2 separate regions of the Homo sapiens genome follow, and region 1 is linked to region 2. Evidence: read pairs that join two places in POLR2A ChIA-PET (ENCODE). Cell type or tissue: MCF 10A. All regions are shown on one strand. Each heading gives the region's core, and the rest is flanking DNA. Links, peaks and the distances in the headings are about the cores only. Region 1 overlaps HTR7 (5-hydroxytryptamine receptor 7). Region 2 overlaps HTR7 (5-hydroxytryptamine receptor 7).

Region 1 (4,407 bases), core at 207-4,206, 93 kb before region 2:
TTCTTTCCTCAAAACTGTAAGACTATCAAGCATGGCTTCTTAGCCTCCTGCCTTATGCAGTCTCAGAATTCAGCAAATGTTTTGAGGGAACTAACAGGTGCTGGGCTTAGGTTTCACTGGCATCTTTGCCTTTTAGGCCTCTGACTTTTGCCTCTCTATCTCCAAGAGACTGCCAAGTGCTCTTCTGGTGTTTTTGCCCCTTATTAGCAACTCTCTGCTGAGGCTCTTTACCTGGATCCTTAGCCCCTTACCCTTCACCCAATTTTGGCAAGTGCCCCAAGGGAAAGAGCAGCTGCACAATATTGGCTTGCCTCCCTGTGCTTCTGTCTTCTCTAGGATTTTGTTCCCTGAAGTCCTGGTTGTCTCAACAACTGCTTGATGCTTTCGGGCATCATAGCGTGCATGCGTGTGTGAGTGTGTGTGTATTTGTGCTTTATCCAGCTTTTAAAGTGGCTTTCAGCAGAAGCATTGGTCTGAAGTATCAAACAACCCCATCATGGCTAGAAGTGGCTATGTGCCTGAAATATTTTAAATGTATGCTAATATAGAAATATAATTATGTAAATTTCCTGCTTAAAATTTTTAATTTTCTTTTCATTTCACTTGGAATAAAATTCACTCTTTAGCACATGTAGGAGGTCCTTGGTTTGTCCCTGCCTCACTCCTCAACATCTTGAACTGCATTCTGTCTTGTTCGCCACATTCCAGTCACATTGACCTTTCTCAGTTTCTCTATTGTACCAGATTCTTTCCTGCATCGGGTTTACTCCATGAAAACTCACCAACTAATATATTTGTGAAACTGATTTTACATCTGAAGTTCTGTTCTCTAATATGTGTTTTTTTTTTAATTCTAAGTTGGAAAGTTTAAGTGTTTAACCCTCTAGATTGACAACAATTAAAATGTCAAAAAACTACCAAGTGTTGGGAAGGATATGGAGCAAAGGGAATTTACATACATTACTAGTGGGATTATAAATTGGTGAACTACGTTGCAAATAGTTTAGTGTTATCATGTAATGTTAAAAATACATACACCCTAAGACCCTGTTATTTTATCACCAGGTACATATCAGAAAGATGCTTGTCCACCAAAAGTCTTCTACAAGAATATTTATAGAATCCACAAACTTGAAACCTTAAAACTTGAAATAATACACCTGTGTGTCAGTAGTAGAATGAATAAATAAATTGTGGTATATTCATACAACAGAATGCTATTTAGGAGTGTTTATCAAACTTGAATGTGCATCAGAACTACCTGGAGAGCTTATTAAAACACAGATTGTTGGGCCTAACCCCAGACCTTACCAAATCAGAAACCTTACCCCAAGAGTTTCTGATTTCAAAAGTCTGGGGTTGGGCTAAGAATTTACAGTTCACATAAATTCCCAGGTGATTCTGATGCTTCTGGTCTTGGGATCTTACTTAGAGAAGTATTGCTATACAGCAATGAAAATGAACAAATTCTAACTACACCCAGCAACCAAGTGAATCTCATGAAGTAATTTAAATGATTTTTTGTTATATAAATTTTGAAACATATTTTAAAGTCAAGTATACTATAATGAGTCTGATGTATCCATCATCCATCTTCAACAGTGATCAACTTATGGTCGATTTATTCAAAATATACTTTGCAATTCTTCCTTCATCCAATTATTTTAAATCAAATTTCAGATGTCATATCATTTCACTGATAAATATTTTATGGTTACAAATGTAAGGCTGAGCAGAAGCAGCAAAATATAAAGTATATACATATGTGATTCCATTCAAATAAAAATTTTAAATAGACAAAAATATTTTTAGGGACGTACATAAGTGGTAATATTATAAAGAAAAGGAAGGAAATATATATCATAAGAACAAAGAGGCCAGGCACAGTGGCTTACACCTATAATGCCAGCATGCCAGCACTTTGGAAGGCTGAGGCGGGCAGATCACCTGAGGTCTGGAGTTCGAGACCAGCCTGACCAACATGGAGAAACTCCGTCTCTACTAGAAATACAAAATTAGCTGGGTATGCTGGCGCATGCCTGTAATCCCAGTTACTCGGGAGGCAGGAGAATCGCTTGAACCCGGGAGGCCGAGGTTGCGGTGAGCCGAGATCGCGCCATTGCACTCCAGCTTGGGCAACAAGAGCAAATCCTGCCAAAAAAAAAAAAAAAAAAAGAACAAAGAGAGAGTGATTGCTTTTAGATGGGATGGAGAAAACTGAGATCAGAGCGGCATGCTTCTAAGGTGGTGTAGTGTTTTCTTTCTTGACTGGAGTGGTAATTACACAAGGGTTAACTTAATTATTGTTAAAGTGTCCATGTATATTTTAGGCACTTTCCTGTATATGTATTTTATTTTATAATGAAAGGGGCAAAAGTATGTATTTGATACATCTCTTGAGGTATATTTGGATTAAGTCAGATATATGATTAATCTGAGCAGATACAGTTATTGTTTTAATGCTGTCAGCAACCATTAGTTTTTAGCTTTGTGTATGAGGGCAGGGGCCACCTTTGGGTTGTTCATGGTTACAGGAACTCATCTGCCTTATTTGCAAGAGCTGTAATATTTAGCTCTGATTGGTATCTGGCTGAAGCCTTGCTTCCTCGCCAGGTACTATGACTCATTCCCTCTGATGATCTGAGTTCTGCTTTTGGCTTTAATTCTGCTTCAATCAGCAGGGCAGGGTGCATTCTGGCTTCTCCAGACTCCTTTCACTTCAAAGGAAGTTATCCTTGCTCATCTCTAAAATTAATTTTCTGCTTGTAGATACATTTTAAGAATTGATGGAATCTTCTTCTGGCTTTGCTATGGGAAAGTGAGAAGGAGATGAAATGGGTCTTCTGCCCTGTTCTTTTGTGTAGTAACACTTAGCCACCAACTGCTTTTTTTTTTCCTCTCATGTTAACTAACAGGAAGTAATGCTTCAGGGTAGAAATGATAATAGCTAATAGATGTTTAATGATTTATTGCTTACAGACCACTCCCAAATACAGAAATCTCCACTGATCCCCTCTACAACATTGTGAGGTGGGCATCAGTATCCCCACTTGATGTAGGAGGAACTTGAGGCTCAGAGGGTAGAAGTGACTTGACAAGGACATACAGTTTGTATGGATGGAACTTGTGTTCAAAGCTTGTTCAAATATTGTGTATTTATTTATATCTATGTGTGTAAATATATCTAAGGAAAATAATAAAAGTGGAGACATGGAACATTCCAGTCAAAGGAGCAGCAGATGCCAGGAACACAGAGGCAGTGAATCAGTGTTTGAATGAACTCACAGAGAGGGAGCAGGAAGGCATTCTGAGTGAGGGAATAGCATAGGAGAAGCACAAGTCAATAACCCTTCACCCCTTGCAGTAGATACTGCTGGTTGCCTACCCCAATCTCCGTCCTCCCCTTCCCCCTTTAGTTATGGGAATTCCTGCTTTGACCTGGGAATATGGCTGCCCAGAATAAAGGCTGCATTTCTTAGCCTCCCTTACAGCTAGATGTGGCCATGTTACTAAATTTGGGCTTGAGAGATGTTAGTAGAAGTATTATGTTTCAGCTTCCCAGAAACTGCCTTCAAGAAAATTGGTGTGTGCCGTCTTCCTCTTTTCTGTCCTTTCCTCCATCTTCTTGCCTGGAATATGAAGATGGTGGCTAGAGCTCTGGCCACTTAGTCAAGATGGACAAAAATGGTCATGCTTGTTAAAGAGGAGCAGTATGCTGGAAGGGTAGCCTGGATCGTGGAGGACTGTCAACTCCACAGAATTGCTGGAACCTTGACTTCTTACTAATTGATGAACTAATACCATTATGTTGTTTATCACATGCAGCTGAACTTAATCTCAACTGCTAAACCTAGTACAAATTGGGCATCCCTGATCTGAAAGTCTGAAACCCAAAATGCTCCAAGATTAGAATCTTTGAGTACTGACATGATGCCACAGGTAGAAAATTTCACACCTGACCTCATGTGATGGGCACACAAAATTATTTAGAATATTGTATAAGATTACTTCATATCATTTCACTGATAAATATTTTGATTTTTGGGTACAAGGTAAATATAGAACATAAATGAATTTTGTGTTTAGACTTAGGTCCCATCCTCAAGATATTTTATTATGTATATGCACATATTTCAAAATATAAAAAAGATTCTAAGCATTTTGGATCAGGGATACTCAACTTGTACACATTTCTTCTCCCTGTCACCCATCCTTCCCACAGATGTTTATATACACTTTTTTTTTCCACCTTGGCATATGATTCTATTTTGAGAACAGGCAAAAGAGAACAATGTGTCTGAAGTGCTGGTCAGCCACAGAATCTTGGGTGGCATTGGAACAGAGGGTGAGGTACCATGGAAACAAAATTCTTGGGCAGAAGATCACGGAGTGAAGGGTCCAGGGGGA
Region 2 (4,407 bases), core at 235-4,234:
TTACTATTTCTCACACTATTCATTTTCATGACTTTGTATAATTGTCTAAAAATCCTTTAATAGACATGTATTTTTCTTTTTCTTTTCTTTTCTTTTTTTTTATGACAGGGTTTTCCTTGGTGGTGTTTTAAGCCACTAAAGTGTGGTAATTAGTTATGTAGCAACAGTTAACAAATATAATATATGAATTTTTACAGGCACTTTTAGAATTAAGTGACTTATTTTATTTTAATTAAATCTGATTTTCTCTCTTAAGGGAAACTCTCTTTTTTGTTTAATAATAATATCCTTTCTCAAAGAGGAGGCTTTGCTACTGTGTTTCCAAACTTGGTTGAATTTTGTTGCTTTCTTCCCCCCTCTCTCTTTTATCTACTTCTCTCCCTCAATGCTGAGGGCAGAATAAGGAATTTAAGTTGTTTATTGTTCCTAACTGTAAGTGTAGCTTAGAAACACTGATGGAAATGGTTTAAAAGTGTATTGGAACCCCACTGTAACATTGGTTTTAGAGAACAGGTTAGCATCTAGGTTAATGGCAAATGATAAGTTCAGTGTATTGTTAAAAATTTACTTTTAGTATTTAAAAAAACCTGATTTACATACATCCGGAACACTGCACAAATCATAACTGAATAGCTCACTTACTTTCTACAAGGTGAGCATACCTATGTAACACACCCAGAGGAAGAGAAAGAACATTTTCAGAACTCCAAGCTTTCCTCCTGCACCCTCATTGCTTAGGACTTCCTCTTCCCCGGAGGTAACTGCCATTCTGGCTTCTGTCACCAGCAGCTAGTTTTGCCTGGTTTTGAATAGTATGTTCTTTTTTGTTTTTTAGCTTCTTTAGCTCGAGCTTATGTTTGTGAAAATCATCCATGTTGACAAGCAGTAGTGGGTTCATTCTCATTGTTTTATAGAATTCCATTGCATAAATATGCCACAGTTTATGTACTTATTCTACTATTATAGAGTTATACTAATTTTACTTCTGTAGAGTGGATTAGTTTCATTTGGAGCTATTACCAACAGTGCTGCTATAAACTTTTGTATGTGTATTTTGGTTAATGTTCATTATATACTTGGAATTGCTAGATCATAGAGTGTGTATTATTTAGCTTTAATAGATATTACAAATAGTTTCCCAAAGTTACTGCATCAGTTTACATTCCCACCAGTAATGTGTGAGAATCACAATTGTTTCATATCTTCACAGAACACTTGGCATTATAGTTTTTATCATCATCATCATTAATTTTAACCACTCTGATGGCTGTTAGTGACATTTCATTGTGCTAATCTGCATTTTTGTCATGACTCGTGATGTTAAACACCTTTTGATATGTTTGGTGAAGGTGAGTAATTTTCAAACTTTAGGCCTTGATCCATTAATGGGTTATGAAATCAATTTAGTGAGTTAAGGCCAGCATTTAAAAAGTCTGAAATAGAATAGAAGAGAGTAGATAATGGTTTATAATGGTAAATACAGATTTGTGAAACTTTTGTTTAATTTCCTAAATATAAATATACACACATATCAGTTTATTATATAAAATGTTATATTTCTTTTTGTGAACCATGGTCAAAAAGGTTTTAAAAAACCTTGTTGTGTATTATGCATTTAAGAAAAATCTACAACTTGATTAAAATATAAAGACCACACATATCTCATTTAGCACAGGACTGGGAAATCTAATAGCTGAGATAATGGAAACATGATTCATAATGATTTTGTTAGGCTAAACTGGAAGCAAACTGTTCAGATGAAATATACAGTAAAGTAAAGCCCTTCATGTGGTAAGTATAAAGTCCTTGTAATTGAATGGGAGAAGGCTGCTTTGACAGCAGTGTGGGGGATAAAGACCCAGAACAGTCAATCCTAAACACAAAGTTCTAGGTCTCCAATCCTTGAATGAGAATAGTGGCTTGGGAATCTGCATGTTTCTAAAGCTCCTGAGTGATTCTTATAATCTGGCAGTTTCAGCAGCCACTGACATCAGCCGGAGATTCTAGTGGATTTTGCCAACTGCAAGGGAGGAATCTCCTGGAGGAGGTGTTCTAAGTGTGTGAACGCTTTTTAAGCTGAACGCTCTAAAAAACCACCATATTTCAGAATAATTCTACCTAGTTTCTTTTACTCCCTAAATTATCATTCTATAGCAGTGAAACTCAGAAGAAGCCATTTAATTAAAGAACCATTATCTACCATTTCTATACAGTTAGAATGGAAGACAGGCAGCAGAGTTAATTTACTTCCGATCCCTCTCTATGCAGATTATAACTCCCTAATCCTCTTTTTCTCTGAACCTGTACTTCAATGGCACCCCTATTGTGAGTTGCATATATTCCTCAATTATATAATACTTCAGTGCTTTCGTCTCTGAGATTTACTGTACTTTAACATTCGTATGCATTTTACAGTAAAATTTTGAAGGCTTTATAAGCATCCTGCTTTCTAATTAACAGTGAGGATAAAATGTTAGTGTGATTAAATATTAAACATGCATACTTAAGGAATGTTAAAAATCAGTCTAGTTTTTTTTTTCTTTTTTTCTTTCTCACCCTTGAAGGTAAGATTTATCCTATACAAGGTTTGGAAGAATGAATGTATAATTTAGAGAAACACTTCCCTGAATACCAATATTACTTTATGTAGTAATTATGGGATTTTAAAGGCCAATGAGTTCTTTTTCTTTTGTATAAACTTATGAATGTATTCTAATAAAGTACTTTTGACAAGCTAATCAAATAAAACAATGTAAGATTTAATTATCAGCTTTCTAAAGATTTTATGAACCAGATTGTTTCTATTGCCAGAATCATATAAATTAGGAATCTCAGAATCCTCTTAAATCTTTTATTTTGTTCTTAAAATAGTGTTTTTTTTACATGCTCACTACAAAAATATCAAGCATAGAAAATATAGAGGAAATTTAAAATCATTAAAATTTCTTCATCTCAGGTAAAACTACTATTGATATTTTAGTTGATATTCTTGTAGACATCTGAGCATACACAGACATGCTCACACAAGCATACACCCAGTTTTATATAGAAAGGTTAATAATATATGTTATATGATATTCTATTACTTATCTTTAAGAGCTATGTGTTTTTAATCCACTCTTCTGTTGTTTCTGTGTTAGTAAATACAGACGTACATCATCATTTTTAATGGCTGCATTATACATATTATATACAGTATATATATATATCATATCTAATCTCCTATTGATAATACTTAGATTGCATTCTTTTTCCTCTATTATGTGTTTAGTAACATGTCTGCACATTAGTCATTTTGCATTTGTACAATTATCTTCTTAAGACAAAATCCTAGATGTGTGATAATTGCCAAACTGTCTTCCAAAATTATTTCAGTTGACATTCCCAATAGCAACGTAATAGAATGATTGCTTTTTCAGTTTTCTAATATTGGATTTTGTCTTTCTTAAATATTTGCAAATGATAAAAATGTGTCATTTTAAAATGTGCATCTCTTTATTAATGAAGTTCTGAATATTTTTAAGTGCTTATTGGTCATTAGTTTCTTTCTCTCTCTCTCTCTCTCTCTTTAAAATAGAGATAGGGTCTTGCTATGTTGCTCAGGCTGGTCTGAAACTCCTGGCCTCAAGTGATCCTTCCACCTTGGCCTCCCAAAGTGCTGGGATTATAGGCATGAGCCACTGCGCCTGGCTTTGTCCATTAGTTTTTCTTCTTTGATCAATTGCTTAAATATTTTTATTGGGATGGTTGGCTTTTTGTTTTTTCTTTTACAAACTCTGAAGTTCTTACTATGGGATGGCTGTGTTTTGTATTGACCTGTAGGAAATCTGTGAATATTGTGATATTGCCATTTAGATTTCTAGTTTATGATTTGACTTTTAACTCTTCACAGAATGATTTTTGAATTAAACTAAATGTTGCTTATAAATGTCACTTATTTATTTTGTTTGTTACAAACATTTATTGATGTTTCATTTTGTACTTTCAAGCTTTTGTATTATAGTTAAGAATGGCCTTTGTCATCTCAGAATTGTGGAAATACTTGCCAATATTTTCTTAGGGTTTAATTTTTTTACATGATAATCTTTGATCCATGTGAGATTTATATTTAATCAAACGATAAGAAGCCAGTAATACTTTTACCTCAATTGCTGGCCAGTTGTGAGACTTCAAGAATATCCAATTTTTTACTAGTGATTTAAAGTGACTCCTTTTATATTGAATTCCCTTATATATTTGAATCAATTTGAACCTATCTTGTTTTATTGATATCTTTTTGAATAATTATTTTGGGGCTTTTATTTCTGTGGCTTTATACTTTTTTTTAATGGGATAAGTATCCCTTCATTATTCTTTTTCAGATTATCTGTACATTTTTGCATGTTGACTTGGTGAGCTTTAAAATCG

What was found. Peaks named below come from ENCODE experiments on the same cell type or tissue, not always from the same donor. Only the 100,000 strongest peaks of a DNase experiment are listed, where the experiment ranks them.
Region 1: POLR2A ChIA-PET joins it to region 2 with 8 read pairs; 3 of 35 experiments call an interaction of 5 or more read pairs at or near these places.

Annotation. Positions count from the first base shown.
Region 1 is chr10:90,845,838-90,850,244 of GRCh38, reverse strand. All of the region lies in intron 1 of HTR7 (5-hydroxytryptamine receptor 7), which reads left to right. Among named protein-coding and RNA genes, the nearest start is that of HTR7, 10 kb to the left of the region's middle. In MCF 10A, for the core only: no CTCF peak of the experiment used is centred there; a DNase peak (open chromatin) is centred at 2,614.
Region 2 is chr10:90,752,535-90,756,941 of GRCh38, reverse strand. The region is part of intron 1 of HTR7 (5-hydroxytryptamine receptor 7); the gene reads left to right. Among named protein-coding and RNA genes, the nearest start is that of HTR7, 100 kb to the left of the region's middle. In MCF 10A, for the core only: no CTCF peak of the experiment used is centred there; no DNase peak of the experiment used is centred there.